2 separate regions of the Homo sapiens genome follow, and region 1 is linked to region 2. Evidence: read pairs that join two places in POLR2A ChIA-PET (ENCODE). Cell type or tissue: Caco-2. All regions are shown on one strand. Links, peaks and the distances in the headings refer to the core of each region. The heading gives the core; the rest is flanking DNA.

What was found. Peaks named below come from ENCODE experiments on the same cell type or tissue, not always from the same donor. Only the 100,000 strongest peaks of a DNase experiment are listed, where the experiment ranks them.
Region 1: POLR2A ChIA-PET joins it to region 2 with 9 read pairs; 4 of 35 experiments call an interaction of 5 or more read pairs at or near these places.

Annotation. Positions count from the first base shown.
Region 1 is chr20:34,560,196-34,576,200 of GRCh38, reverse strand. PIGU (phosphatidylinositol glycan anchor biosynthesis class U) reads left to right here. Exons shown (of 12, transcript NM_080476.5): 11 at 955-1,097; 12 at 15,222-15,659. The coding sequence ends at 15,335. It overlaps MAP1LC3A (microtubule associated protein 1 light chain 3 alpha), which reads right to left. Exons shown (of 4, transcript NM_032514.4): 4 at 15,856-16,005. Among named protein-coding and RNA genes, the nearest start is that of MAP1LC3A, 9.5 kb to the right of the region's middle. RefSeq lists an enhancer at 10,243-10,744 and a silencer at 15,678-15,727. In Caco-2, for the core only: no CTCF peak of the experiment used is centred there; DNase peaks (open chromatin) are centred at 9,030 and 10,010.
Region 2 is chr20:34,750,616-34,766,620 of GRCh38, reverse strand. NCOA6 (nuclear receptor coactivator 6) reads left to right here. Exons shown (of 15, transcript NM_014071.5): 6 at 7,688-7,816; 7 at 8,517-9,401; 8 at 11,753-11,899. Among named protein-coding and RNA genes, the nearest start is that of TP53INP2, 54 kb to the right of the region's middle. In Caco-2, for the core only: no CTCF peak of the experiment used is centred there; no DNase peak of the experiment used is centred there.

The sequences.
Region 1 (16,005 bases), core at 7,259-11,258, 190 kb after region 2:
CTCTCACTATGTTGCCCAGGCTGGTCTTGAACTCCTGGGCTCAAGCAATCTTCCTACCTCAGCCTCCCAAAGTGCTGGGATTACAGGCATGATCCACCATGCCCACCCTAATTTTTAATTTTTATAAGTACATACTAGGTGTGTAGCCTCAGTTTACAGATGAGGAAGCTGAGGTCTAGAGAAACTTGCTAATAAATGCAGAGCAGGATTTTAACCAAGGTCTGTACCCGGCTGCCATGCTACACTCCTGTTTGGCTGAAGCCAGCCAGCCTGTCTGCCTCTGGATCACCCTTGAGTAGCAGGTCCTTCCTGAGACCTCAGGGAGAGCTTTCTTCCTGGTGGGATTCGGCATTCCCTTAGAGGCAAGGAGTGAGAGACGGTGTCAAAAAGAGGTCCTTTATCATCTAAGGGAGAGTTGGGAATGTTTGAAGAGCGAGGCAGGGGTCCTAAGACACCAGTTAAGGAGAATGGAAAACGTGTTCCTAAGACCCAGGACTGTGGCACCATGGAGACCCACAGTGGGGCTCTAATCGTCACGGTTCATGCTGGGGTTCCCACCCATAATCCCACATGGCCAGATGGCACCCTGCTTGGGGAGAGGGATACTCTTGGACCCTCCAAGATTAGGAGGTGAGGGGAATATCTTCCTGAAATGCCCTGTTTGGTGCCCCGAGGCACTCATGGCATTTCTAACTATAGCTGGTCTTCAGCCAGCCAAGCCCACAGTGGGAGGAAATAATCGAAATCCAGGAGCTACCACCAGCTGTGGGCATGGGGAGCCATTGACTGAGGAGTCTGGGGTTTGCTTCTTGGCACCCCAGTACCTCTGGGGGTGCTCTGCCTTTGAGCTACATGATGCTCACCTTGGGCCTCTCCATTCAGGGGGGCCATTGCAGCAGGGAAAGCATGCCAGAGAGAGCGTGTCAGGCTAACTGTAACCCTCTGTCTTTGCAGTCCTGAGAAACATCTTTGTCCTCACCTGCATCATCATCGTCTGTTCCCTGCTCTTCCCTGTCCTGTGGCACCTCTGGATTTATGCAGGAAGTGCCAACTCTAATTTCTTTTATGCCATCACACTGACCTTCAACGTTGGGCAGGTAAGAGGGACAGCATGGGGGTCAGCTTGGGGACAGGAATTCATTTTGCAGCCTCAAGCATTCAACGATGGCCTTGGATTCTGCATACCGGGGGGTGCAGACGTGAAGGAGGCACAGTTACTCCCCTCAAGTAGCTCCCAGTCAGTGAGGACGGGGAAGTAAGAGCAGTGTAAGGCTGAACCTGGCAGATATGTATTGGGCACCACACTGAACCATAGCCATGCTGTATTCTCAGCAAGCCTAGGAGACAGGGCATGTTAGCCCTACTTTACAAATGAGGGACAGAGGCTTGCAGAGGTCCTCTCTTCTCGAAGGTCATTGGAGGAGCCAAGAACAAAATTCACATAAGGCTTGATTTCTGAGGCACCCCTTTCTGTAATGGTGCCTGTGGTTCCAGCACCCATAGGGAGTAGATAGAGTGAGGGGGAGAGGGCAAGGCAAGGGGAGGAGAGGCTCTGCGGACTCTCGGGACAGCAGGAACAAAGGCAGGCAGAGGAGAAGGGGGCCGGTCTGGCTGTTGGGGAGTTGAGCATAAATTGTGTGGCTGGGAGCGGTGGAGAGGAGGCTGTGGTCACAGGCTGAGGAGTACCAGCAAGGAGCTCAGCCTTCCCCTGAGCTGGGAAGCCTGTCCCTCTGTTCCACAGAGCAGGATTCTCAATCAAAATCCTCAGAGGGAGCTTGTTAAAAATGCAGATTCCCTGTTAACAGGCTTTAAACTCTGCAATTATGTTGCAGCCGTCCCAAGTACATGGCTCTGTTTTAAAAAGCCAGGTTCTCTGATCCCACTCCCAGAAATGTTGATTCAATGTGGAATACAGGGTCAGGAATTTATATTTTTAATAAGCTCTTCCAGAGGTTCTGTGGCAGTGGGTCTAGCAAACTCTAGGTGGACTCACCCACGCTTCTTGGAAGTTCCCTCCTCCACGTGCTGCCTTCTCTCAGGTCAGGCTCTGGCCTCGTAGTGGAAGTCTTTTGAGAATCACTTGTACCATTTACCATTTCAATTGCCATTGGCACAGCCAGGCATTTCCTATGTGTAATAGCCTGGATGGGAAGCAGGCTGGCTGGAAAGACTAATGATGCCAGTGAATAATCCCCAGGGTAATTCTTGCCTCCAAGGTTAGCTGCGGGAAAAGAAAGGAGTTAGGGCTTTTTCAGTGAGTGATGGGACTGGTGTTTCCTGCATGGACATTTCTGGAGGATTAATGTTCAGCCCAGCCAGTTGTCTTGGTTTGTGAGCAGAAGAAAGAGAGATAGAGGGCCTTGTAGCCTGGGTGGGGCCCAGCCGGAGGGCCTGTTCTGTCTCTCACACTGTAGTTAGGGTTGGTGGATGCGCAGCCTCTCTTACTTCTGACCCACGCAGGCAGAATTCTGCAGGGCTCAATTGCATATCCTGAAGGAATCCAGAAGGTTGCCCTGGCTCTCCTGCCTTTCTGGGATCTCCTTCCTTTTCCTTACCTTCCAGTGGTAGCTGGCATGGGTGGGCATTGGGCCTGCCCTGGGCCTCTAGGGAGGTTGGCAAGCTCCACAGAAATAGTCCACAGCCTGTTGTCTTGTCATGAGTCTTAGTCTTAAGTTTGGGTCTGGAAATACAGTTGCAGTGATTATGAAGCATCCATGGAACTTGCCAGATAACAGCTTTCTTCTCTGTGGCTGCCTTTCTGAGAGAAGGGACTCTAAAGCAGCACAGGGGGTTGTCTGCAAGTGGTCAGGTGCCATTGAAGGCAGGAGAAACTGAATTATTGGAAAGAGGGATTGGGGTTAGGGATGGAAACCAAAGGCAGGTGGATCAAGTGTGTTCATAGCTGAGAGAAACCAGCTGGACTCTTGGCATGATCTCTTACCTTTTTTTTTCTTAATCTCTTTTTAAAATGTATTTTAAATCATCAAGTAATACATGAATTCATTATTGCTGGGGGAAAGAAGTCAAACAAAATAGAAGAATATGGAATGGGCTGAGTGTGGTGGCTCATGCATGTGATCCCAGCTCTTTGAGAGACCAAGGTAGAAGGATTACTTGAGGCTAGGAGTTCAAGAACAGCCTGGGCAACATAGCAAAAGCCCATCTCTACCAAAAAATAAAAAATAAAAAGACTATGCAATGAAAAGAAAAGATCTGCCTGAGCCCCCATCATTTTCTACTCCTCTGCAGACGTGGCCTTTGGGATCAGTTTGGTATGTGTCTTTGCAGACTTTCTTCTGTGCATTTATAGACAGCTATAGACACAGGTACATAAAGAGGGTTTTTTGTTTGTTTGTTTATGTAGGTAAATGGCATTCTCCTTTAAGTAGCATTCTTTGGCTTGCTGTTTTTCACTTAATGATTTTGTCTTGAGATAATTTTTTAATACCTCTGTAACATCCAGTGGTTTGGACTAGGTACAGCCCTGCTGATGGGCATTGAGGTTGCCCTTGGTTATTTTGGCACTTTATTTATATATTTATTTTTTGAGATAGAGTCTCACTCTGTCACCCAGGATAGAGCGCAATGGCGTGATCTTGGCTCACTGCAACCTCCACCTCCTGGGTTCAAGCAATTCTCTCACCTCAGCCTCCTGAGTAGCCAGGATTATAGGCGTGCACTACCATGCCCGCCTAATTTTTGTATTTTTGGTAGAGAGTAGAGACAGGGTTTCACCACATTAGCTAGGCTGGTCTTGAACTCCTGACCTCAAGTGATTTGCCCGCCTCGACCTCCCAAAGTGCTGCGATTACAGGTGTGAGCCACTGCGCCCAGCCTATTTTGTCACTTTAAATGTAAGAGCCTTGCAGCCGGGCCTGGTGGCTCATGCCTGTAATCCCAGCACTTTGGGAGGCTGAGATGGGAGGATCACTTGAGGTCAGGAGTTTGAGACCAGGCTGGTCAATAGCAATAAATAATAAAAATAATAATTAGTAAATAAAAAAGTAATAATAAATAGTAAATAAATAAAATGGAAGAGCCTTGCATATCCCTCCACATATTCTTGTACACACATGCTGGAGTTTTATAGAGTAGATTCCACGTGGTGGGATTTGCTGGGTCAGGGGGCATATGCATTTTACGCCTTTGGCAGGTATTTCCAAGCTGCCCTTCAGGCAGGCCACACCAACCTACAGGCCTCCCAGCAGGGGGTCCAAGTACTTCCTGGGGCTGCTGGCTTTCGACTTTGTTGCTGCTGCTGCCAGGTCACTAACAGGGTGCATCAGATGGGGCCACTTGCTCACTGAGGCAGTCACTCGAGGCATGTCCTTGTCCCAGAGCGCTGACTGAGGTAAGAGAGCCCCTCTTCATGAAAGTTATGCCACCCTTGCCTTTGGACCTGTTGGGAGCCTCAGAGTGCAAAATGAGACATTTCAAGTTTTACTAAGAGTGAAGTGTCACCTCCTCATAGAGACCTTTCATGAGGTCCCCTTGTCCCACTGTCTTTTTCTCAGCCTTGCATGTCCTGCGCAGCCCAAACCCAGCCCCTGCTTCTGTGTCTTCCATCGAGACGTACGGGATTTGGGGACATGTTCTCAGTTCCATATCCTGCTGTGAGCTAGGAAGGTGCCTGGTATTCACCTGCCTCATTTTCTCCTCCTTGGGCAAGACAAAGCAGAGCTCTCTTAGGAACCAGATGAGTACAGATTTCAAGGAAGTATCTAGAACCTTGATATCATTGCTGAAATCAAGAGCTGAATATAGAGAACATCTTGGCTTATAGATTTTTTTTTAAATCCTGCTCTGTTTGAGTTGTTCAGTGCCATACCCTATTACAGAACAAATTATGTGTGGATTATTAGTTATACCGGCAGGTAAACCAGTGACTAAGGCCCCATCCTTTACCCTGGGAGCTATTATTTTTCTGCCTGTGGCATGGTTCATTTGCTAATTATGGTTGTTCCTCAGAGTCAGTAACAGGAAATGACAACAGTAAACCATCCATGGTGGGGGGTGCGCCTGAGTGTGAGAGAACGAAGGAGGGATTGAGACCAGTGGATTTCTTGAGGGCCTCCCCCACTTCCTCAAGTGATTTAACTTCTCTAGGTTGCAGTTTCCTTATCTCAAAAACCGGGATGATGACCCACAGCTTCCAGGGTGTTGAGAGGATTGGACATAACTTGTGGGTCCTGTTGCCATTACTCATGTGTGTTGACATGGGAAACAGCAAGAGCAACATGCTCTTCAAATACCCAGAGCAGATTCCTGGAGAGACAGTCCATGAACCAAAGGAAGCAGTTTTTTTTTAACCCTTTTATTTTGTGAGTCAGTGACCAGCAGGTGGAAAATATTAATCAAGGATTACATATAAACAAAAAGGAACTTGTTTAAATTTAGCTTTTTTAAAAGAGTAGGGCAAAGTGTCACACTCACCTTCATTCTGTTTAAAAACAGAGAACATAAGAAAATCTTCTCCTAAAATTAAAATTAATAGTGGCTTATGCGGCCGGGCGCGGTGGCTCACACCTGTAATTCCAGCACTTTGGGATCATGAGGTCAGGAGATCAAGACCATCCTGGCTAACACGGTGAAACCCCGTCTCTACTAAAAATACAAAAATTATCTGGATGTGGTGGCACGCGCCTGTAGTCCCAGCTATTCGGGAGGCTGAGGTAGAAGAATTGCTCGAACCCTGAAGGTGGAGGCTGCAGTGAGCCAAGATCGTGCCACTGCACTCCAGCCTGGGCGACAGAGCGAGACTGTGTCTCAAAAAAAAATAAAAATAAATAACAGTGGCTCATGTTTCAGGAGAGCTTACTAGGGGCTGGCCCCACGTGATCCCTATAATCTTCTGATCACGTGCTCAGATGGCCTTCCGAACCATTCTGTGTGCATTTACATAAACTCATAGGCTCATGGAGAGAGAGGCTTATTTGTATGTGGGTATGTGTGTTTTATTATTGACATAATGATGAAAGTAGGACTTTTTTCCCTTTTAGTAAAATGTCTGGGTGAACTTTCCTTGCTCATATGTGAGAGAGGAACCTCCTTTTTATTTGAGTCCTGCATATGTGAACTCACCACACTTTATGTAACTACTCTACTGACAGCCCTTTACATTGTTTTCCTTTTTTTCTTTAGTTATAAGGAATTTACTCCTCATAACAGCCCTTTGAAGGAAGTACTATTATTAACTCATGATACAAATGAGGAAACTGAGGCTTGGAAGGGTTAGAGACTTACCCAAACTCACTAAGCTGTGAAGGGGTGTATTTATCCACAGTCTTGTTTGTCACATCCTCTTAGTAGACTGTGGGTTCCATTAGGGCGAGCCCTGGGTCTGTCTTCTTCATGGCTGTATCCCCAGCACCAAGAAGAATATTCAGTGACTACTTATTGATGACAAATTGAATGAGCTGGCATCAGAAACCACATTTTATGACCAATGCTCTAACACATTTCTGTACACCCTGACCTCCCCGTGCCAATCCCTGTTTTGGTCTGATTTGGGCCTCTGGCTAGTCTACTGGATTACTAGGGGGTCAGAGCCAGAGCCCCCTTACCCTTGTATCCCAGTAGCTGGCCTGAGAGCCCCACTCCTGCCCTGTGTCTACATCTAAAGCAGACTTCTCGTCTGCCTGCCCTTCCTTTTTTAAATTTTATTTTAGTAGGCCGGTTGCAGTAGCTCGTGCCTGTAATCCCAACACTTTGGGAGGCTGAGGCGGGCAGATCGCTTGAGCTTAGGAGTTCGAGAACAGCCTGGGCAACATGGCAAAACCCCATCTCTACAAAAAAATACAAAACTAACCGGGTGCAGTGGCAAGCTACCTGTAATCCCAGCTACTCAGGAGGCTGAGGCAGGAGAATCGCTTAAGCCCGGTAGGCGAAGGTTGCAGTGAGCCGAGATCACGCCACTACACTCCATCCTGGGTGACAGGAGTGAAAATGCTATCTCAAAAAAATTTTTTTTAATTTTATTTCATTTTTTTTTCTTTTTGAGACAGGGTCTTGCTCTGTTGCCCAGGCTGGGGTGCAGTGGCACAGTCACAGCTCACTGCAGCCTCAACCTCTTAGGCTCAAGAGGTCCTCCCACCTCAGCCTCCCAAGTAGCTAGAACTACAGGCACACCCCCACACCTGGCTACTTTTTAAATTTTTGGTAGAGACAGGGTCTTGCTATGTTGTTACGAGCTCGAACTCCTGAGCTCAAGCCAAACTCCTGCCTCAGCCTCCCAAAGTGCTGGGATTACAGGTGTCAGCTGCCGCACCTGGCCAACCACCCACCCTTCCAAGCAGGATCTGGATCATCTGGAACCCTACTCCTCAAGCCACTGCCTATTTGCCATGAGGGGCCAGCCCTGACCCCTCCCTGTACTGCAGACCCTCAGATACTGGGCTGGCCTTGCATTGGCCATTCTCCTTTCTGTTTTGAGTGAGGCCTGAAGCCCGAGGTCTGACACCAACCTCCTGCATGCTGCCTGTCCCCTGCCTGGGACTCACTGTTCACTGCAACACAGGTGAAACCACAATCCTGTCTCCCGGAGTTGCCTCTCAGTTGGCCTGGTGTGTCATTCTGGGAAATGGGACCTATGAGGAAATGCTTGGAGACGTGTTGGGTGGGTCATTAGTGGCTGAGTGGTGTGTAGCCCCCATTTGGGGTTGGCTCGAGACCCATTTCAGGTTTCTTCCTGCCGGTTGTGTGTGGCCTGGGCTGTGCAAGATCCCAGGTCTGTGTGTGGGAAGGCTCGTTGCTCCCGATATGCGGTGCCTGTGGCCAACCTGGAGCCCTTGTCCTCATCCTGCTGGATGTGCGTGTTTACTTTGCTTTTCCCAACTAGTGTAATTCTGTCAAGGTCTTAGTTCATTCCTTTGTCCTTCCAGCACTGAGCATCCCAAGCTTGTCCCTCACAGGCCCTTCCCAGCCTATTCTCCTCCCCAACAACCAGAGTGACAGGAAGAGCCCAGGCTACATACAGCAGGACAAAGGCCACAGAAGGCCAGGGCTCTGGAAGCCCAAACTCTATAGCGACTCCAGCCCTGTCTGTCCTGGCTCGCTGGCCTCAGGCACATCCCGTAACTCCTGGGAAGCTAATTTATTTATTTGCAAATGTTAATTAGGTTCCTACTATTCACCAGGCACTCTGCGAGGGGTGAATGAGACAGAGGTGTACTTCCAAGGAGCCCTCGGTCTGTGGAGAGAAAGGAAAAGACATGGGCAGGACAGGGCAGCCTGACGAGCTGGGAGCCCAGAGCTGGGCTGTTAAGGAGGCTTCCTGGGGAAGGTGGCCTCTAAGTGGGGTCCTGAGGGATGGGTAGGATCTAACTGGGTTCTATGATTTTAGGTAGCAAGACCTGGGTGGGGGTGAAGGAGGGAGAGAGAGAGAGAGAGAGAGAGAGAGGAGGAAGGAGGGAGCAAAGGAGGAACACCGTGCTGCTGGGAGCTCAGTGGGACTGGCTGTACCACTTGAGAGGGAATGAGGGCAATTCAGACAGCAGTGGTCAGACCACAGGCCTTCAAGGGCCTCTTATGCAGAGGTCCAGACTGCACCTTTGGCTTTAAGAGCTGAGGATAAATGTGATCAGATCCATGCTCTGAAAACCTCACTGCTGGGAAGAGCAGAGGTAAGAGGTGTGAGCCTGGCATCCAGGGCACCAGGGACGAGGCTAGGGGAGGTTGAAATCTGGGGGAGGTGGTGGTGGCCTCAGTTTCCTCAAACTGGGAAGGTGGTTTTGAGGACTGAATGTGGGAAAAGTGCCATGTAAGTGAAAAGTGCCATGTAAGGGACAGTTACTTGTAGCCTCATCCTCAGTCTCACCTTGTGACCTCTCAGACCCTGACACTGAGGTCCAGAGATTTCACTTGTTACTTTGCATCTTCAGAGCTGGAGGGTGGAGTTTTCTCCTCCACCATTTCCTCCTACATAATGTCCGCTCCGGCCTGTGGGTTGCCAGGTTACGCCAAAGTGCTGTCCAGCTCCACAGTCGGCCGCCAGCCTCCTCTGCCTCCCAGCTTCCTGGATCCCAGGCAGGTGGGCAGAGGCTGCTGCACTTTGCCAACTGTGACGGCCACATGCATTCCCCCCAGCGTGGGCTGACTGTCAAATGTCAGTGTCTGTGTCCCCAACAGCAGCAGGAGGCCTGGGGAACCAGGACATGCCTGGGTGATAGCACCTGCTTCTCTAGGAATCTGCAGCCCTGGTGGTGGACAAGGCTGCTGTCCTGAGCCCAGTAGTTTCAAGACACACTGTATTAACAACCTCTACTGGCTTTTTACAAAAAAAGTCAATCTCTCTCTCTCTCCACTGAGTGACAGAGCTGTGAACTGGGGAGAGCAGACTCCGCAGGGTGTAAAGGTACCTGAGGTGTCAGCACAGGCCTGGCATGTAGCAGGACTCAGTTCATGTGGGTGCAGACCCTAGGGGGTTGTGGAAGAACTCAGGATTGGGCCTCTGACAGGCAGGACTGGCCCCTAACTCTTCACTTCCTACCATGTGACCTTTTGCAGGGCCCATAACCCCTGAGCTTCCCTTCTCTAAGTAGGCATTGTCAGCCCTACCCTGGGGGGTTGGAAAGGGACAATATTGTTTTTTTGTTAAAGGGCCTGGACCAGGGCAGACACTCAGAAGATATTCATTTCCCTGTCTCTCCATCCTGCCCTGCACTAGAGCATGTTCTGAGGGTTTCGTTCTACTTCTGATTCATCCTGTCTGTCCCTGGTCACCCCTTTATCAGCTAGCTGCCCCATGAGCTCTTCATCATGGTCCCAGAGGGAGGCGGCCCTGGAGCCCTCATGGCTGCCATAGAGAGGAATGTGGACCGAGCCGTCCCTGGGGGCAGCGCTGAGAGGGTACAGACCAGCAAACAACTCAGAGAGAGCTGGCCCTGTGCCGGGCCTGGGGCCATAGAACTGGAGCAAATGCAGCCCCATTTGGTTGGGAGGCCAGTGGGCAGTGACTTCACTTCAGGGTCCATGTAACAATGCAGGGTTAGAGAAGACTCCTGGCAGGAGATGAGCCTCTGAGGGATAGGTGGGAGCTGCAGCGCTGCTGGGCAGGGCAGGGGGAGCCAGGGAACTTCTGAGCAGGCAAGCGTGCGTGTATGTGTGTGTATCTGTGTGTGTGTGAGTGCAGTGCGAGCATGTGAGCAGTGAGAGCGTGCGTGTATGTGTGTGCATCTGTGTGTGTGAGCATGTGTGTCTAAGCATTGCAAGCTTGCATGTATGTGTGCACCTGTGTGCGTGTATGTGTACCTGTGAGTGCAATGTGAGCGTGTCTGAGCAGTGCGAGCATGTGTGTGTGCAAGCATGTGTGTCTAAGCATTGCAAGCATGCGTGTATGTGTGCACCTGTGTGTGTGCACCTGTGTGTGAGTGCAGTGCGAGCCTGTGTGAGCAGTGCAAGCGTGCATGTATGTGTGTGCACCTGTGTGTGCATGTGTGAGCAGTGTGAGTGTGCGTGTGTGTGCACCTGTGTGTGTGTGTGTGTGTGTGTGTGTCCAGAGAGGTGGCTGCAGGAAGAGAAGAGGGCAAGTCTGAGAAGGGGATTGGCAAGGCAGTATTTCAGCCACATTGGGTGGGATCCAGAGACCTGAGGACACAGAGTGACATGTTCTGGGGTCCTAACTGGCACAAAGACTAGAGGAGCCCGGCCGGGCGCGGTGGCTCATGCCTGTAATACCAGCACTGGGAGGCTGAGGTGGGCGGATCATGAGGTCTGGAGATCGAGACCATCCTGGCTATCATGGTGAAACCCCGTCTCTACTAAAAATACAAAAAAAGAAAAAACTAGCCAGGGGTGGTGGCGCACGCTTGTAGTCCCAGCTTTCTCGGGAGGCTGAGGCGGGAGAATCACTTGAACCGCGGAGGTTGCAGTGAGCTGAGATCACACCATTGCACTCCAGCCTGGGTGACAGAGCGAGACTTCGTCTCAAAAAAAAACTAGAGGAGCCCAGCATTGTTGGTAACAAGCTAGAGCCTATTACTGTCATTTTCCAGATGAGGAAAATGCAGCCCAGGGGACAGGAAGAGACTTAATATCACACAGCCGCTGACTCGCCCATGCAAATTCCACAGCCCCTTGCCCAACTCGCCCCTGTCCAGACTGGGCAAAGGGGCTCTGGGTCTGCAGCTGCTGTGTTGGCTGCACCCTAGGGCCTCTGGGAAATCCCTGCTCTCCTCACGGCCCAAATGGAAAGCCCCAAGGTCAGAAGAGGTTGTCCTGGCTACAGGCTTCCCTCTGAAAGGGCCAGGCCTCTCGGCCAGCCTGGTGTCCTCTCCCTGGGGGCAGGGTGCTCACTCAGGACTGATGACACCCAGGGCTGTGTGCCCAAGCCGCTCACAGGGCTCTTCCCGCCACCCCCTTTATCCTCCAGATTTCCACACACACAGCAGAGTTGACAGCTTTAGCATTGGACACCCATATACATACCCACCAGCGGGAGTCCACCATTCACATCTTCAGGTACTTCTTCCATCATCCCTCAGTCCATCTTACTTTTTTAGTGTATTTCAAATTGAAATGCAGACATCAGTACATTTCCTGCTAAATATTTCAGCATGTGTATCATTTTCTTATGTAAAATTTATTATACAGGGAAAAGTGCAAATCTTTTGTGTACATTTGCCAAAGCTCTCTTTCACTCAGCAAAATATTTTGAGTTTGTTACATACAACAATAGGTCATTGCTGTTAATTTTTTTCCTGTTTCAAGAGCTGGAGTTTTGCTCTGTTGCCCAGGTCGACCTCCTGGGCTTAAGGGATCCCCTTGCCTCGGCTTCCCGAGTAGCTGGAATTACAGGCACAAGCCACCATTCCCAGCTAGTTCATTTATTTTTTAAATAAACTTTTTATTTTAGAATCACTTTAGATTTATAGAAAAGTTGCAGAGATAGAACAGAGTTCCTGTAAGCCCCCACCTAGTTGCCTAAGTTGTTAACATCTTATATTTTACCGTGATGTGTTTGTCAAAACTAAGACACTCACCCTGATACGTTACTATTAGTCTGAAACACTAGAATGGATTTGGATTTCCTGTTGTTCCAGTCACAGCCTCTTTCTCTACCAGGACCCCATCGAGAGGTCCACATTACATGTAAGGTCACATCTCCCCAGTGTCTTCTGCTTTTCTTCTTAGTCTTTTCTGACTTCTCATGACCTTGACAGTTGAGGAGCGCTGGCCAGGTATCTTGTAGAATGTCACCCAATTTAGGTTTGTCCCCCAGTTTAGGTTTGTCTGATGCTTTTCTTAGGACTATCCTGGGGTTGTGGGTTTTTAGAAAGAATACCCCAGGCAAAGTGCCCTTCTCATCACATCTATTGGGGTTACATGCTAGCCACGTGATTTCAAGCTGATGTTAACCTCCACCACGTGGTTAAGATAGTGTTGGCCAGGTCTCTCCACTGTAAAGTTACTCTTTTCCCTTTCCCTGCTCCTCAGGAGGAAGTGAGTAACCAAGTCTAGACCCCCCTAGGCTTAGGAGATGCAGAGTGGACAAGAATTAAGCTCCTTCTATGGGAGGGGGATATAACTACCTACATTGTTTGGAATTCTTCTGGAAGGAAGATTTATCTCCCCCCCCCCATTGATGTATTGATTCATTGATTTATTGGCTGATTTGTTTTAATTGAAGCTTTATTTTTTATTATTACTTTTTGAGACGCAGTTTCGCTCTTGTTGCCTAGGCTGGAGTGCAATGGCGCATCTCCGCCTCCCAGGTTCAAACCATTCTCCTGCCTTCAGCCTCCCAAGTAGCTGGGATTACAGGCATGCGCCACCATGCCCGGCTAATTTTGTATTTTTAGTAGAGACGGGGTTTCTCCATGTTGGTCAGGCTGGTCTCGAACTCCCAACCTCAGGTGATCCGCCTGCTTCGGCCTCCCAAAGTGCTGGGATTACAGGCATGAGCCACCGCACCTCGCCGAAGTTTTATTTTTATCAATGGAATACATGTATGTAGTTTGCAAAGTTAAGGCTTATAGGGGAAAAGAATAGCTACCTAAAGTCTTACTGTTATTTCTGTTGGTACTTCTAAATAACATGCTTACTTTTCCATGTGTACGTTTTTCCGTTTTATATTAGGTTGGATCATATGAAATTGCCAGTATTCAACCATTTTTTTATCTGCAAAACTGGCAATTTCATATGGTCCAACCTAATAACCTAATCTTTTTCTTCCTGCTTCTTGTCCAGATGATTATTGTGTGACATGGAGTTGCTTCGTTTTGATTGTTGTGGATTGTGACTGCACCTGCCCCTCAGCTGACCTGGTTCAGGGATCAGCCTCTGAGCTCAGCCCCTGCTTTGGGCTCCTCCTGCCCAGATGGCATCTCGGGCCTGGGTGAGAAAGGGCTGCAGGGTATGAGGTCAGCCTTTGCTGTGATCACTGCCCCCCAGTGGGCCAGCCTGGAGCTGCCAGCTGGGCAGCTGGGGGCAGGGCCTCGGGGGCTGCCTGAGCTCTGTCTGCTTTGCTGACGCTGTGACCAATCTCGTGCTCATCAGTGATCTGGGCCCCAGGCAGACCACCTTTCTGGGTCCATGGCCATTAGTCCAGTGCTCCAGGTGTAGCCTTAGGCCAACCATTGAACCCTTTGAGTCTCAGTTTCCCCATCTGTTTAAGATGAGGATTGTTCAACCTTCCAGATGGGCTTCTGTGGTGATAGAATGGCAGGTACTTGTCCTGAGGCCATCAGAGCTGCTGGTGACAGGACACCTTCCTGAACTCCTCCAGGCGCCTCTGATCTCTCCTTAGCTGCTGTTGTGTTACCTTCAGGTCAGTGAGAAGCTGCCCAGGACAGGGTCTGGAGGTCTAGATCCCAGGCTTAGCTCAACCTGTCTTGCCCCAAGACCATAGCCAAGTGCTCTGTGCCTCAGTCTCCCCATCTGTGCCAGGTGGTTGGTGCCAATCCTCTGAGGCCTCCAGGTGCCTGAGAGCTGCGGTGTCTGTAGTGTGAGCCCCTGTCCCCTCATCCTTCTCTGAGGCTGGGCCCTGCCCAACCTGCTCCAGGGACCAGTGGTCTTGGGAAGCTTGGGCTGACTGGGATTGCAGACTCCGGGTCTGGTGTATAGGGCCCTTGGCAAATCCCTATTCCTTTCTGGGCCTCCTTGAAGAGACAGTGGGCTGAGCTTCTAGGCTCCCTTTGATTCTTCTGTGTGTGGCCCAGAATGGGACAGACAGACTGAGCTGGGCACAGAAATACCATAGTGACAGAACCATTCGAAGACCCTGCCCTGATGGAGGCCCCGGGCCAGGGGAGGAGGCACAGTCAGGCTGTCAGCTGAATGGAAAATTACACTTTCGATGAGTCTGTTATCGAGTAGAGATTAGTGGGGCCAAGAACTAATCTGGGGGGCAAGTGATCCTTCCTGAGCCCTGAAGAGTAAGCAGCTGTCAACTAGATGAACGGGGAGAGAACATTCCAGGCAGAAGAAACAGTAAAGATCCTGCCGTGGGGTGAGGTGGAGCCGGGAGAGGGCGGACAGGGACCCTAGCAAGGTCTCAGAGCACGAGGGAGTTCGAGCTTTGCCCTAAGGCTTGGGAAGCCTTTGGAGGATTTGAAGGCTGGAAGTAACACCATCAGATGTGGGTTTTGAAAAGCTCCCTCTGGCTGCCAGGGAGAATGGGGTGGGCACGGGTTTGAGAGCAGGGAGCCCAAGGACCAAGCTTTGCTGTTGTTTAGGAGATGAGATGACAGTGGCTCTGTCCAGAGTAGTGACTGTGGGGATGGATCCAAAGGGTGGATTTGAGTTTAGGGGGAATTGACAGGTCATGGTGGCTCGATGTATGAGAGAAGTGTCAGGGCAATTTTGTGGCCTGGGCACCTGGCTGGAAGATGGGGGCATGGATGCTGAGTGGGAGAAGTGTATTTGACAGAGGGAAGGTGAGGAGTTTGATGTGGACCTGGCTGGGATGGAAGTGGCTGTGGGAGGATGGGGCAGAGGCCTCTGGTTGCACAGGCACCAGGCTGGCATTCGAGGCCAGAGCCTGGGATGGAGGTGTAGACCATGGGTGGGGGCAGGGGGAGTCCAGGCAGCTTCTGAGAGGCCAGACCTTGCAGGGTCAATTATGGGCCCTGAGGTGGGGGCCCTGAGGAGGGCCTCTCCAGTGATTGTGATCCAGAGCCAGGCAGGGGCGTTCCTGTCTTCCAACAACACCTGCCAGCAGTTCAGGGATCCTGGGTTTAGGGGGAGGTACCCAGCAGCGCCTCACACCCTCTCTCTCCCCCCAGATCCTGCTCATCTCTGATTACTTCTATGCCTTCCTGCGGCGGGAGTACTACCTCACACATGGCCTCTACTTGACCGCCAAGGATGGCACAGAGGCCATGCTCGTGCTCAAGTAGGCCTGGCTGGCACAGGGCTGCATGGACCTCAGGGGGCTGTGGGGCCAGAAGCTGGGCCAAGCCCTCCAGCCAGAGTTGCCAGCAGGCGAGTGCTTGGGCAGAAGAGGTTCGAGTCCAGGGTCACAAGTCTCTGGTACCAAAAGGGACCCATGGCTGACTGACAGCAAGGCCTATGGGGAAGAACTGGGAGCTCCCCAACTTGGACCCCCACCTTGTGGCTCTGCACACCAAGGAGCCCCCTCCCAGACAGGAAGGAGAAGAGGCAGGTGAGCAGGGCTTGTTAGATTGTGGCTACTTAATAAATGTTTTTTGTTATGAAGTCTACCCTGAGACCACATCTGCATTGCACTCCTAGAGGGGGTGGCCCCTAATAATGTTCTGGAACACTACACACAGGTGTGGGTTTCCAGAGCGAGCACCGCGGCCACAGAACACAAGTCTGTGCGCCAGAGCCCGGGGATGGTGCGGGCAGCCCCACCAGCACCCTCCCCACTCCCAAGCAAGCGGCTGGAGGCACAGGGCCAGGCAGGCCTGAGCAATCTTTATTCTGCAGAGGGACAATGACCACAGATCCATACACCACGTGGAGACCGAGGGGCGGGGAGCCAGGGGCCAGTCTTTCAGGGGTGGGCAGGTCCAGGCGGTGGGCAGAGCCTCGGGTGGGTGAGGG
Region 2 (16,005 bases), core at 5,358-9,357:
AAATAGCAAGCATGTTTACTAAGTATCTCTAAGAAGTGCATGTAAATTATAGTGCTTTTTTTTTGAGACAGGGTCAAGTGTTCCTCCTGTCTCAGCCCTGCAGTAGCTGGGACTACAGGCGTGCACTACCACACCCGGCTTATTTTTGTTTTGTTTTGTATTGTTTTTTGTAGAGACAGGGTTTTGCCATGTTGACCAGGCTGGTTGAACTCCTGGGCTCAAGTGATCTGCCCACCTCAGCCTCCCAAAGTGCTGGGATTACAGGCATGAACTGAGCCACCGTACCCAGCCAATTATAGTGCTATAGTTGATTATCAACCTAGGAAACTGAGAAGCTTTAGGTTGAAATCAGATTAGATTGGTATTTAATGAAGGACTCAGATTGTGATAATGTATATAGTATAAAGTTTCAGGAATAATCAATTAGTAATGACCTGTAGTAACAGTAACATCTTAACCCCCAAGATATCTCTCTTTACTGCCAAGCATATTTTAGGATTGCTTTTCTCTGTTGTCTATTGAGACTTGAAGGATGCAAACAAAGTTTAATATTAGGTTAAACTGAACAGCTAAATTTTTCTAGGGAAAGAGACCTTAAATCCCCTCTAAAACAATAATAAGTAACTTTAGAACTGTGTATCTACAACAGTTGGTTTTTCAATTATTCTTAGTACTGCTTTCTTCTCTTAGCATGGGCAACAGAAAGTTAGCTAATAAGCAAGAGTCTTTTGCAACTAAAACTAAATCCATAGCCTGTTTTTTTTCATAGCCTTATAGAATTCCAAGATTTGTGGGGATACTATAGTAGTCATTTAATTCAAGTTTCTCAACTTCAACACTATTGATGTTTGGGGCCAATAATTTTTTGCTGTGGGAGGCTGTCCTGTGTGTTGTGGGATGTTTAGTAGCATCCCTGGCTTCTACCCACCAGATGCCAGTAGCACCACTACTTCCCTGCATTTGTGCCACTTAAAATGTCTCCAGACATTACCAAATGTCCCCCAGGGGACAAAATTTCCCCTAGGTGAGAACCTTGGATCTTGTGCAGATTCCCATCTAGTACTGGAATGCATGTTATAGTGTCACTATTGAACATGTAGTCAGCATATACTTGAAATTTTCTGGGATTAGGAAGCTCATTATGGACCAAGAAGACCTGTTTCTTTTTTTTTTTTTTTTTTGAGACGGACTCTCGCTCTGTCGCCTAGGCTGGAATGCAGTGGCACGATCTCGGCTCGGCTCACTGCAAGCTCTGCCTCCCAGGTTCACGCCATTCTCCTGCCTCAGCCTCCCATGCCACCATGCCTGGCTAATTTTTTTTTTTGTATTTTTAGTAGAGACGAGGGTTCACTGTGTTAGCCAGGATGGTCTCGATCTCCTGACCTTGTGATCCACCTGTCTCGGCCTCCCAAAGTGCTGGGATTACAGGTGTGAGCCATCGCGCCCAGCCAAAAACCTGTTTCTTATCTCATGAGAGCTTTCTCTTTTTTTTTTTTTCTTGTGAAGCAGTCTCACTCCATCACCCAGGCTGGAGTACTGTGGCATGATCTCAGCTCACTGCAACCTGTACCTCCTGGATTCAAGCGATGTCTCACCTCAGCCTCACGAGTGACTAGGATTACAGGCAGGTGCCACTATGCCCAGCTAATTGGCTAATTTTTGTATTTTTAGTAGAGATGGGGTTTCACCATGTTGGCCAGGCTGGTCTTGAACTCCTGCTCTGAGGTGATCCACCCACCTGGGCCTCACAAAGTGCTGAGATTACAGGTGTGAGCCACCGCACCAAGCCCTCATGAGAGCTTTCTTAACTGTCTAACTACCATCTTTAAAAAACCAGGTGCGATTCCTCAGAAACAGATCCAGTTTCAACAGATAAACATTAGCCTAACTGTCCTCTCCAACTACAAAACTTAAAATATAACTTTTTTTTTTTTTTGAGACAGAGTCTCGCTCTGTCACCCAAGCTGGAGTGCAGTTGCGCGATCTTGGCTCACTGCGAGCTCTGCCTCCCAAGTTCAAGCAGTTCTCTGCCTCACCCTCCCTAGTAGCTGGGATTACAGGTGCCCACCACCATGTCTGGCTAATTTTTGTATTTTTAGTAGTTTCACCATCTTGGCCAGGCTGGTCTCGAACTCCTGACCTCAAGTGATCCACGCGTCTCAGCCTCCCAAAGTGCTGGAATTACAGGCGTGAGCCACCGCGTCCGGCCTATAACATTTAATACGTAGCTGGGCAGCCGGGCGCTGTGGCTGACACCCGTAATCCCAGCACTTTGGGAGGCCAAGGTGAGCAGATCACAAGGTCAGGAGATGGAGACCATCCTGGCTAACATGGTGAAACCCTGTCTCTACTAAAAATACAAAAAATTAGCCGGGTGTGGTGGCGGACGCCTGTAGTCCCAGCTGCTCAGGAGGCTGAGGCAGGAGAATGGCATGAACCTGGGAGGCGGAGCTTGCAGTGAGCCGAGATCGCGCCACTGCACTCCAGCCTGGGTGACATAGCAAGACTCCCTCTCAAAAAACAAAAAAAAAAAATGTAGCTGGGCTTGGAAGCAGAGGGATGGGGAAAGAAAGTAGAGGAACTCCCTAGGGCAAAAAAAAAAAAAAAAAAATGTCAAAGGTGAATATTTAAACGGCAGTAAACAAATGAGATTCTGCAGGGTCCAAAGCATTTGGGTTTTAATGGCCGGGAAGGGATAGAAGATAAAGCCTTGGGTCAACAGGAAGAAGCAAGTTAGAATTCAGAATTCTTCATGAAGCCAGAATTTTCAGTGAAAGATAGATTAGGAAAATGTCACTCTCTGGCATAGGGAAATTAATGGGAAATTTGTCTGTGTTCGCTGGGGCTCTAGACGTTAGGTGGGAGAATGGGTGTTGTGGAATTGTCTTCTCTACCCTCTTGCATTTTGGACATTTGATATGTTAGTGAATACCCATTAATAGCCAGGCTAAGTCATTAACATTAGGTAGGTCTAGACTGGTGATAACTGTTGAAGCTGTGGAGGGGCGTATTTTCTCAACCCAAGTCATTGCATACTTCTCCTAGTTAAAGCCTGATATAAATGAGCTTATATTCTGAATTTATACAATTTAGGATTAGATTCCCTCCCTCTAAAATTTTAGGTAATAGGAATGTCAGAGTATTAACAATTATGAGAATCATAAGAAAACAAGACACTATCAAACATAAGGAGAGATGGGGGGAACAGAACTTACAGAAATTTAAAAATCATCAAAGTGGATAACTTATTCAGCAAATTAGAAATAGGTGGATTGGAAGGTGAATTTGAATAAATCACTCAGGATGCGCAGAGAAAAAGAGATGGAAATATGAAAGAGGTCAAGAGACAAGAAGAATAAAATGAGAAGGTTTAACATATGTTTGAAAAGAGTTCCTGAAGAAGATAAAGAAATTGAGGAGGGATGACAGTCAAAGAAAGAATGGCTAAAATTTTTTCCAGAATGGATGAAAGACGTAAGTCCTCAGATTCAGAAGCCCAGTATTCCTGAGCACTACAAAATAAAAATAAAACTACATCTAGACACAATATTGTAAAGCTACAGAACATTGAAAAACAGAATGTTAAAAGCAACCCAAAAGAAAAGACGTATTATTTACAAAGGAAAGACTATCAGCTTTTCTTGATTTCTCAACAGCAGCATTGGAGGCCAGGAAGCATTGGAATAATTTTTTCAAAGTGCTGAGGATATAATTGACAGCCTAGAATTTTAAACATAGCTATACTATCAAGAGTAGTATGAAATAAAGAGCTTTTCAAAGAGACTAAGAGAATTTACCATTAACAGACCCTTGCTAATTGAACTGCTCAAGGATGTACTTCAGGAAGAAGAAAATTGAACCTAAGATGGAAGAAATAAGATCTAAGAAGGAATGGTGAGCTAAATAATTGATAAGCATGGGGTAAATCTAAATAAGCATTGACTTATTTAGTAATAATGATGATCATATATGTCTTTAAACTTTAAGTCAGGTATGTCTGCTGACATTTTAAAGATACCAGTAAAATAATATGAATGGAATATATAACTTCTAAACTAGTAGTGGAGGATTAAAGAGGATGACCATGATGAAAAAAAATTAATCCAGTAAAATTCAGGAAAATAGGAAAACAGAATAGAAAAAAAGGGTAAATAGAAATCATAAAATGACAAAAAAATCAAAATATACTAGTAAACAATAAAGGTAAATGGATTATGAACACTGATAAAAAGGAAATGATTAATCAGAATAGTATTCTCAGGTTTACCTATGTGCTGTTACAGGAAACACATAAAATATAAGGACTCAGAAGGTTCAAAGTTAGAAAGATAGAAAGATTAACAAGGTGATTATTAACCAAGAAAAGCATAATAATATTTTTACCAGATAAAGCAGACATTAAAATAAACAGCATCACTGAAGGTATATAGGGCCACTATATAATGTAAAAGGAAAAATTCACCAGGAAGTTGCTAAACTCTTACGTATTTAACAACCTAGCCTCAAGACATTTAAGAATTGCATGTAAACAGCAAACCTTAGGGGAGATTTAATACACCTCTGTGAGTAATTGATGGCCAAGTTTGTAAAAAATTAGTAAGGATAAAGGAGAGCTTGAATAACAAAATACTTTTTATATAATGGACATATATAGAAACCATGCAGTCAGCCGGGCACGATAGCTCACGCCTGTAATCCCAGCACTTTGGGAGGCCGAGACAGGCAGATCACAAGGTCAGGAGTTCAAGACCAGCCTGGCCAACATAGTGAAACCCCGTCTCTACTAAAAATACAAAAATTAGCCAGGCATGGTGGCGTGTGCCTGTAGTCCTATCTACTCGGGAGGCTGAGGCAGGAGAATCACTTGAACCCAGGAGGCAGAGGTTGTGGTGAGTCAAGATTGCGCCACTGCACTCCAGCCTCGGCAACAGAGTGAGACTCCATCTCGGAGAAAAAAAACAAAACAAAACCATGCAGTCATAATTCAAGAATTCTTAATATTTCCAAGCATAAATGGAAAATTTATACAAACTGACCAAGGATTATTCCAAGAGCACGTTTCAGTAAATACCAAATATTAATATCACATAGATTCTGTTCTCTGACCATAGTGCTGTTAGGTTAAGTCAGTGGCAAAAAAAAAAAAGCATAACCAAAATATCTCATATTTTTGGAAACGTAAAAATGCATTATAAATACTTAGTGATTTAAAAAAGCAATCCTGATGGAAATTAGACAATATTTAGAATGGAATTATGAGAATAATATATACTGAAATGTGTGAGATGTAGCCAATACAACACTTCAAAGAAATGTTAAGCCTTCAGAAATTTATATTAAGAAAGAACACCAACTGAAAATTAACAAGCTAAGTGTCTGACTTAAGAATTGAGCAGAGCTGTAAGTTATGAGGGAAATAATACAGATAAGAATAGAGATAAGTAAAATATGAATCAAAAAAACAACAGAACAGCAAAACCAAAAGATTCTCCTGCCTCAGCCTCCTGAGTAGCTGGGATTACAGGCGCCCACCACCACGCCCAGCTAATTTTTGTATTTTTACTAGAGACAGGGGTTTTACCATGTTGGCCAGGCTGATCTCGAACCCCTGATCTCAAGTGATCTACCTGCCTCAGCCTCCCAAAGTGCTGGGATTACAGGTGTCAGCCACCGTGCCTGGCCCAAAAGATGTTTCTTTGAAAGGACAGCTAAAACTGATGAATGTGCTAAGACCACCAAGGAAAAAAAGAGGGCACAAACAATGTAAAGAATGAAAAAAGTACAAATTTTAAAAGGTGAATATTATAGTATATGAATTATATATCATTTTTTAAAAAGAATAGAAAAAATATATTCCACAATTAACTATGCTAATAAATTTTAGTGTTGGCAAAATTATAATTTAATAAAAATTGACAGTAAGACATTGAAAACTTGAAAAGTCTATAGCCATTTAAGAAATTGAAATAAAAATCTGTTTCCCTGTAAATCAATTAGTATGACCTATAGGCCCAGATGGTTTTACAGGAAAGTTTTCTCAGACATTTAAAGAACAGATACACACATTCTTCCAGAGCATAGAAAAAGAAGAAAGATGCTTTCCAACTCATTTTGAGGTTATTTTCACCTCGATGCCAAAAATCAAAATGTCACAAAATCTGCCCTTCAAGCTAAATGTCATCATTTTCTTTTTAGAATTTTTCATTGTTCTCTTATTCATACCTCAACATTCCTAAAAGTGTGCTTTGGCCAACTTAGTCCTGCAAGATGCTCCATGACAGAGAATTCTGTAGCCAAGGAAAGGAAAAGAGAATAAGTATAGGCGTTGTCACTTTTTTTTCTTGAAGACAGGCTCTTGCCCTGTTGCCTAGGCTGGAGAGCAGTGGCATGATCATAGCTCACTGCAGCCTCAAACTCTTGGGCTCAAGTGATCCTCCTGCCTTAGCTTCCTAAATAGCTAGGAATCCAGGCGCTTGCCACCACACTGGCTGATTTTTTTATTTTTTGTAGAGATGGGGTCTTTCTATGTTGCCCAGGCTGGTCTCAAACTCCTGGCCTCAAGCAGTCCTCCCACCTTGGCCTCCAAAAGCTCTGGGATTACAGGCATGAGCTACCATGCCTGACCTATTCTCACTTAGGAGCATAGATGATAAATTCTGAAAAGTTTAGCAGTATCAGAAATTTTCAGATATGGAGAAAGAGGAGTTCTCAAACTGCTAGTTTGAGTATAAATTGGTATAACCACTTTTGAGAGCAGTTTACCAATATCTAGTAAAATTAAAGATGCTTAGACTTTAAAACCTAGCAATTCTAAATATATAGTCTAAAGACACTCTCATGTATCCACAAGAATTCATGACAAATACACAACATTGCAAAATTATAAGAATAAAGGAAAAATAAAACCTTAGTATTCATCAGCAGAAGGGTGGATATATGCTTCTATACAATGGAACCCTTATAACAGTCAAGAGAGATGAATCTCAAAAAATACATTAAGTGAAAAAGGAAGCTGACAAAGAATGCATATAGTAAGGTGCCATTTATACAAAGATTAAAAGCATACAAAAAATGTTTATCTACAGAAAAAGTGCAGTTTACCTACAGATACAGAAAAGGTCAATAAACAAGAACAGAACTGTTAACCACAATTGCAATAAGAGGGAGGAAGTGGAATGGAAGGAGTAGGGGGCTTCTGCTGTATCTACATATATATCTGAAGGACATAAGAGCAAATTTTTTAAATTTTAAAAAGGTAGATGGTGGGTGTAGAAACTTCCAGGCCGGGTGCAGTAGCTCACGCCTGTAGTCCCAGCACTTTGGGAGGGCTGGGCTGGAGGATCGCTTGAGCCCAGGAATTTGAGACCAGCCTAGGCAACATAGCGACCCCATCTCTATAAAATATAGAACGATTAGCTGGGCACAGTGGTGTGTGCCTGTGGTCCCAGTGGCATGTGCCCATGGTCCCAGCTATTTGGGAGGCTGACTCAGAAGGATCACTTGGGCCCGGGAAGTCGAGATGGCAGTGAGCTGTGATTGTGCCACTTGGCAGACTGGGCAACAGAGCGAGACCCTGTCAAAAAAAAAAAAACAAATTTTCCATATCTTTTCATATTCTTGAAATAACTCATTAAAAAACAAAAATTGTGCCAATTCCAGTACTCTATTTTAGGGATCTTTTTTCTAGGAATAATAAGGATGAACAACCCTGCCACTGTTATGATACCCCCGGGTGGAAATGTGTCATCTTCCATGATGGCACCAGGCCCCAATCCAGAGCTGCAGCCCAGGACTCCTCGCCCTGCTTCTCAGTCAGGTAATGACTTCCAATCTTTGAGGATGAAGAGTCTGAAACTTTCTGCACAGATCATTATAAAATTCAGTTATCTCTGATGCTGAATTTCTAATTTCCAAACTCACAATGTCAACCTTCTTTACAAAATCTGACCTGATTTCTTCAAACTAAATGTCATTATTTTCTTTTCAGAATTTCTCATTGTTTTCTTATCAATTATACCCCAACATTTCTAAAAGTGTGCCTTGGCCTGCGTAGTCCTGCAAGATGCTCATTACATAGAATTCTGTAGTCAAGTAAATTTGGTAAATGCATCATTCTTTACCCTCCCTCCTGGAGATTCAAAAGTAACATATTGGAGGCACTGAAAGTCCTACAGTGAAGAAACGCATCTAAGTTTGTTAGGTTCAGTGTTTCCCAAACCTAATTGTTTTGTTTTCTTATAATGCTAATTAACATAGTTCTCCAGAATATGATTTGGTAAATACTGGTCTCCATGTTTTACACTTCGCTCTTAATGTCCACTACTGACCAAGCTCTTTTTAAGACAGAATTCATCATCTTGGTATGTTGCTTCATACATAGAAGGTATTCACAAGCATTTATTTTATCGAATAGTACCAGCAGATTTTGCTCTGTATATCCAGAATTACAAAGGCCACTTCTCTAAGATCTAGATTGCAGTAGGTTAATTATTGCTTTGTTGACTATCTTTAAACAGATGCAATGGATCCACTCCTCTCTGGGCTCCATATACAGCAGCAAAGTCATCCCTCAGGATCTTTAGCTCCCCCACATCACCCAATGCAGCCTGTCTCTGTGAACAGACAAATGAACCCAGCTAATTTTCCCCAGCTGCAGCAGCAGCAGCAACAACAACAACAGCAGCAGCAGCAGCAGCAGCAGCAACAACAGCAACAGCAGCAACAACAGTTGCAGGCAAGACCCCCACAGCAACATCAGCAGCAACAGCCACAGGGAATTCGACCCCAGTTTACTGCCCCAACTCAGGTGCCTGTTCCTCCAGGCTGGAACCAGCTGCCTTCTGGAGCCCTTCAACCTCCTCCAGCCCAGGGTTCTCTGGGCACAATGACTGCAAACCAAGGGTGGAAGAAGGCTCCCTTGCCCGGCCCAATGCAACAGCAACTCCAGGCAAGACCATCCTTAGCCACGGTACAGACGCCTTCCCACCCTCCCCCTCCATATCCCTTTGGCAGCCAGCAAGCCTCACAAGCCCACACAAACTTTCCTCAGATGAGCAACCCAGGCCAGTTCACAGCTCCTCAGATGAAGAGTTTGCAGGGAGGGCCCTCTAGGGTCCCAACTCCCTTGCAGCAGCCCCACCTCACCAACAAGTCTCCTGCCTCCTCACCCTCCTCCTTCCAGCAGGGATCCCCTGCATCCTCCCCAACGGTTAACCAAACTCAGCAGCAGATGGGACCAAGGCCACCTCAAAATAACCCACTTCCCCAGGGATTTCAGCAGCCTGTCAGCTCTCCGGGTCGGAATCCTATGGTTCAACAGGGAAATGTGCCACCTAACTTCATGGTGATGCAGCAGCAACCACCAAACCAGGGGCCACAGAGTTTACATCCAGGCCTAGGAGGTGAGGAACACTGTAGCTATTTGTGTTGGTAAATTTGCTGGAGCTAGATCTTAGTAGAACTTCAGTTTTTAGAGTTAATGGAGGGAGTGGAGTAAGGATATAATTATTTGGTTTTGTGGATATGGTGGTGACACTTGATATAACTTAAAGTTAACTTGATACGTTATGCAGCATCTTACTGGTTAAATTTAAGCTAGCTCTCTGGACTAAAATTCAGGTAAAATTCAATGTAGAGATGTTCATTTTGTTTTTCAAATTATTTTTGCTTGATCTTGTACTAGTAAATTAAAATGTCCAGAAGAAAAATGCATTTTGTTAACAATTTAAACTTCTCAGTTGCTGAAAAATTAAGATTATGCAATAGAGCAAAATAAAAAGAACAGGGTCTCATTGAAGAAAAGGCCCTTTTAGTTATCAATTTTGATAATCCTAGTTAATAAAATAGTAAGCATGGTACTTGTTAAGTTTGGTTAAAGTATTAAAGGGGAATAAGTTCAGAAATCATTGACTTTTATAGTTTTATAATGCCAATGCCTGCTCCTTAGAGAGGGAATTCCACCAGTTATACCTAAAGGAGATTTATTTATTTATTTTGTAAGGTGCCTCTTGTATGAAGAAAAAGCAATGGAGCTTAATGTGTGAGAGGTAAAACGATTACAGTAAAACTTATCCATCTCCATGTTTATTATTTATTCTTATTAATCATTGATCTAGTGCACATGAATGTGCTTGGAGCTTTTCAGTAAGGTATAGAGTATCAGTAATACTGTCATCTGATAAACATACTCCCCACCAAAAGACACCCATTGCCTACCCAGAAAAAACCCCTTGCATCTTTAGTGCAACATAGCAAAGGCATGTTCCCATGGTTTCTGATGAAGTTAAGTTGCTCATCAGCCTTTTACTCTCTTGTAATTAATTTTGCTGACATGCAGGCTCTAATATTTGAATTGTAAGAAGTTCTTAGAAAATGCAAGGATGTTTCAGCTCCAAATTTCACTGTTCTGGGTATCTACCCCAGATCAGTGGAAGCTGGGTAGTCCCTCCTGCAAATGTGATTACTGATTTAATTACAGTGGGAGCATGCAAATGGGACTTGTCACTGTTAAAGAAAGGACAAATGCATATTTGTCTACTAAGAGTTTTTCAGGACATTGAAAATTTGGCCCTTAAAAAAATAAATGGCCAGGCGCAGTGGCTCACGCCTGTAATCCCAGCACTTTGGGAGGCCAAGGCGGGCAGATAACCTGAGGTCAGGAGTTCGAGACCAGCCTGGCCAACATGGTGAAACCCCGTCTCTACTAAAAATACAAAAATTAGCTGGGTGTGGTGGTGCACACCTGTAATCCCAGCTACTTGGGAGGCTGAGGCAGGGAGGATTGCTTGAACCTGGGAGGAGGAGGTTGCAGTGCGCTGAGATTGCTCCACCACACTCCAGCCTGGGCAACAGAGCGAGACTCCATCTCAAAAAATAAAAATAAAAGTAAATAAATAAATGAATGAATGTAATAAATTTTTAAGTGAGTTTAGGTCTTGATGCTTTCATAGAGCAGATGATATGCTCACCTAGGTGATCTGGCCACATCAAGGCCTGTGTTGTAAATGATAAGTGGGTTCTGAGATTCTCCTTATTACAAGTTTTCTAAAATTAGCCCTTCCAAAAAGGAACTGATACTTGAGAAAGATTCCATTAGAGTATGGTTTTTGGTACCAAACCTGTCAGAATCACAGCAAACCTTATGAGGGGAAAGCATAATGATTTAATACAGCATCACTTTGAAGCTCCCATGAACTGTTTCTAATCTCCTGTCTCTTCCAAAGAGACAAGCGCAATAATGGGGGGAAATTTTCTGCAAAGGAGATTGCCATCAGTTTCCCTCAAAGGAAAAATAATCAATCTATCCTTAATATCAGGACCCATCTCTTTGTTTTATACTATTTCACATCAATTTGTTTGAAATGAGAGAATTTAGCATATTCCTTTGGTGCCTGTGTTAAAATAACTAAAGTTTTGGGGTCCATTGTTAATTACAGAGAAAAGTGAGCCCTCAAACCTTGCTGTGGCGTGGCCTCAGATCACATTTAGGGAGCAGATTGCCATCTTTTCCTTGGCATGTTCTAAGTGTAAGTTTTTTAGTATTTATTTTTCATTTTGACAATGCCTCATATAAGAGATTGTGTTGATTTTTTTAACCATCTTTCCCAACCTTATTATTAAAGATCCTACCAGTGTGACAGAGAGAGCTAAGCCAGTGGAGACTTCATGCAGCTCATCCTTCCTTATTCATTCCATATCTAAGCAAGAGTATAAATTTGCTAGGTAACTGCCTTACTCATTGTTTTCTATTAAGGAATGCCTAAACGCCTCCCACCTGGCTTCTCAGCAGGACAGGCCAATCCGAACTTTATGCAAGGTCAGGTGCCTTCGACCACAGCAACCACCCCTGGGAATTCAGGAGCCCCTCAGCTGCAAGCAAATCAAAATGTCCAGCATGCAGGTTTGTTTTCTGTGATTTGTTTAGCCAGCATTTATTGAGCATTGTGTCGTAGACTTGATAGACAACAGGAGTATACAGATAAGTAATAAGTCTTGGTCTCTCCCCTTAATTTCAAGCCCATAAATAATTATTCTTTCAGGGCAGTAACTTTTGTCAATATATCAAAAGTAGGTAAAATGTCACAGGAACTCAGAAACATCTAAGAGGAGATGGAACTTGAGTTAGAGCAGGAATCAGCAGTATTTTTTTTCTCTGAAGGGGCAGATAGTAAATATTCTTGGCTTTTCAGGTTATATAGTCTCTTGTTGGAGCTACTCAACTTTGTTATGATAGCACAGAAAGTAGCCATAGACAATACATAAACAAACAAGCATGGTAGCATTCCAAACACTTGTTTATTTACAGACCAGCAGAGGGCCATAGTTTGCTGACCCCTGAGTTAGAGCTTGCTCAGGTAGTAAAAGGCAAAAAGGCATTTCTGGCAAATGAAAACCACAGACACAAAGGCATGGAGGCATGTTTGGACAACTGCAACTTTTTAAATCTCTACGTGGTACATGTTAAGCTTTGTTTATGCTGAGTGTCTGAATTCTGGTTTACAGTGTGATATTTTTCAAACTTCATCAGTTCACGTTTACTACCAACAGTGTACTGCAAAAAGAAGAAATTTTGGAGAGGAAATAAGATACAGGGGAATGGCTAAAAAGTATTTGCAAAGCAGTAATGTATAAGCTCAAACTTCATGTTTCTGGTTGCTTAAGGACCACATGACTAATCCTCTTACCCTTTCTCATTGAAGCAGTTTGGACTGAGATAGTGCAACTAGTTTCTGAATTCCCATCCCTCCTGGAGTTAATTTAGTAATGTGACTCCAACTTTAATTGTAAATCACTAAGGAATGAGACAAAAATCTGACTTTTACAAAAAAAGTTCACACTATTTCTGGCAGGGTAACAGAAGGGTAGTGCAAACTGCTTGAATTTCTCTATCTGCTAATGCAAAACTGCATTCCTGAGTTATATGAATTCATGTTTGTTTTTTTTTTATTTTGTTTTGTTTTTTGAGACGGAGTCTTGCTCCGTCGCTCAAGCTGGAGTGCAGTGGCTCAATATCGGCTCACTGCAGCCTCCACCTCCCAGGTTCAAGCAATTCTCTGCCTCAGCCTCCTGAGTAGCTGGGATTACAGGTGCCCGCCACCATGCCTGGCTAATTTTTGTATTTTTAGTAGAGACGGGATTTGACCATGTTGGCCAGGCTGGTCTTTGAACTCCTGACCTCATGATCCACCTGCCTTGGCCTCCCAAAGTGCTGGGATTACAGGCATGAGCCACTGTACCCAGCAAATTCATGTTTTTTTATAGGAAGTTTTAAAACAGGCCAGGTGCGGTGGCTCACGCCTGTAATCCCAGCACTTTGAGAGGCCGAGGCAGGTGGATCACTTGAGATCATGAGTTTGAGACCATCCTGACCAACGTGGTAAAACCCTGTCTCTACTAAAAATACAAAAAACTAGCCGGGTGTGGTGGCGGACGCTTGTAATCCCAGCTACTTAAGAGGCTGAGGCGGGAGGATCACTTGAACCTGGGAGGCAGAGGTTGTTGCAGTGAGCTGAGATCACGCCACTGCACTCCAGCCTGGGCGACAGAGAGAGACTTCATCTCAAAAAAAAAAAAGTATGTTTTAAAACAATGACAAAGTCATTTCTCATTCTTGTACCCTATCACAGCTATTTTGTGTTTTTATATGGTACCTTCCACATGTACATGTTTTTTGTTTGTTTTCTTTGTGTGTGTTTTTTTTTTTTTTTGAGATGGAGTTTTTGCTCTTGTGCCCAAGCTGGAGTGCAGTGGCGCAGTCTCGGCTCACTGCGGCCTCTGCCTCCCAGGTTCAAGCGTTTTTCTGTTTCAGCTTCCCAAGTAGCTGGGATTACATGCCCTGCTATTTTTTTAATTTTTAGTAGAGATGGGGTGTCACCATGTTGGCCAGGCTGGTCTCGAACTCCTGACCTCAGGTGATCCACCCACCTTGGCCTTCTAAAGTGGTGGGATTACAGGCCTGAGCCACTGTGCCCGGCCCACGTGTACATGTTTTGGTTTCCCCATTTATCCTATCTAAAGTAGCTCTACTCTTATCTCTTACTTTCTCTTCTCTCACCCTACTTTCTCTTGTTAGCTTTTACTGCTTCCTGAAAAAATACTTGTCTGTTTGTTAGTTGTGTCTCTTGCCAGTTAGACTGTAGGCTCCAAGGATGCAGGGATTTGGTCTGTCTTGTTTATTGATGTTACCTCAGCACCAAAGTGCCTTCTATGTATCAGGTACTTAATGAATAATTGTCAGTTGAATGAATATACACAGTATATTTATTGTATACAAGCATATACAATGGTCATGGAGTTCCACTTTGAGTTTATAAGGCTGGTTTAGAAAATCTTCCTTAGAGTTCAGGAGAAGTCTGGATAGTGTGAACAAGGTAGTTTGCCCCCTGCCTTCATAGTTGGAGCATGGACTGGCTTCATAACTTCATTGTAGGGGATTTTCTAGTCCCCATTTAAAAGTGAAAAATAAGGCCAAGTGCGGTGGCTCAGCCTGTAATCCCAGCACTTTGGGAGGCCAAGGCGGGTGGATCACCTGAGGTCAGCAGTTCGAGACCAGCCTGACCAACATGCTGAAACCCTGTCTCTACTGAAAATACAAAAATTAGCCGGGTGTGTTGTTGTGCGCTTCTAGTTTCAGCTACTGGGGAGGCTGAGGCATGAAAATCACTTGAACCCAGGAGGTGGAGGTTGCAATGAGCCGAGGTTGCACCAGAGCCAGATTCTGTCTCAAAAACAAAACAACAAAAAAAGTGAAAAATAAAAGGGACAAAATTAACTACAAAGTTATTCAGTTAAACGGGGAGATAATGCAAGTAGCTATAGGAAAATCCCAAAGACCCAGTAAATAAATAAGCACTACAGCAAGGCGGGTAGCAACTTTTGTCTAAGTTAGAAATAGCTGAGAAGACTAAAACATGTGCCACATGATTCACCAGGGACTGCGCAGGAGAGGGTCACTGAGGTTTTATTATTCCTCTATTTGCAGCTTCCAGATGGGTCATCTAGTCAGTTGGCTCCCACCAGAGGCTCAGCTTCCAGATCAAGATTAACTGCTTTTTACCACATCAGGGCAGAGGACACCTGTCCTTGGTGTTATTTTCTTTGAAGTGCAGCATCCACATATCACACACATAGCTTTTGAGAGTCATTATTATTACAGTTTTCCAAGAAGCATTTTTAAATGTCTTCTCATGATTGTTGAGGTTTTCCTAAGAGGACACTTCACATTCTTTTTTTTTTTTTTTTTTTTGAGACGGAGTCTTGCTCTGTCGCCCAGGCTGGACTGCGGACTGCAGTGGCGCAATCTCGGCTCACTGCAAGCTCCGCTTCCCGGGTTCACGCCATTCTCCTGCCTCAGCCTCCCGAGTAGCTGGGACTACAGGCGCCTGCCACCGCGCCCGGCTAATTTTTTGTATTTTTAGTAGAGACGGGGTTTCACCTTGTTAGCCAGGATGGTCTCGATCTCCTGACCTCGTGATCCACCCGCCTCGGCCTCCCAAAGTGCTGGGATTACAGGCGTGAGCCACCGCGCCCGGCCGACACTTCACATTCTTATAGCAGAGTTATTTCAGTAGCCCATAGTGCTTTTTGAATTTAATTTAATTTAATTTTTTGAGACGGGGTTTCACTCTGTCACCAGGCTGGAGTGCAATGGCATGATCTTGGCTCACTTCAACCTCCACCTCCCAGGCTCAAGCAATCCGCCTGCCTCAGCCTCCCAAAGTGCTGGGATTACAGGCATGAACCACCCGAGCCTGGCCACTACAAGTCATTTTAAAACAGTGAGATGCTGCCTTTCTCATTATTTAATCTGAAAGAAAGTAAACTTTCTTGATCTTTGAAACGTTAAATCTTTAAGATACCATATGGGAATGTAGAAACTGTTTCTCCTTCTCTATTATATGGTCATTGGGAATGTAAGCAGTTATCCCACAGCCACATCTTTGTAGTTTAGAAAACTCACAGGAAGTATGTCAACAGCATATTTATGTTGGTCAGTGGATATAAGGG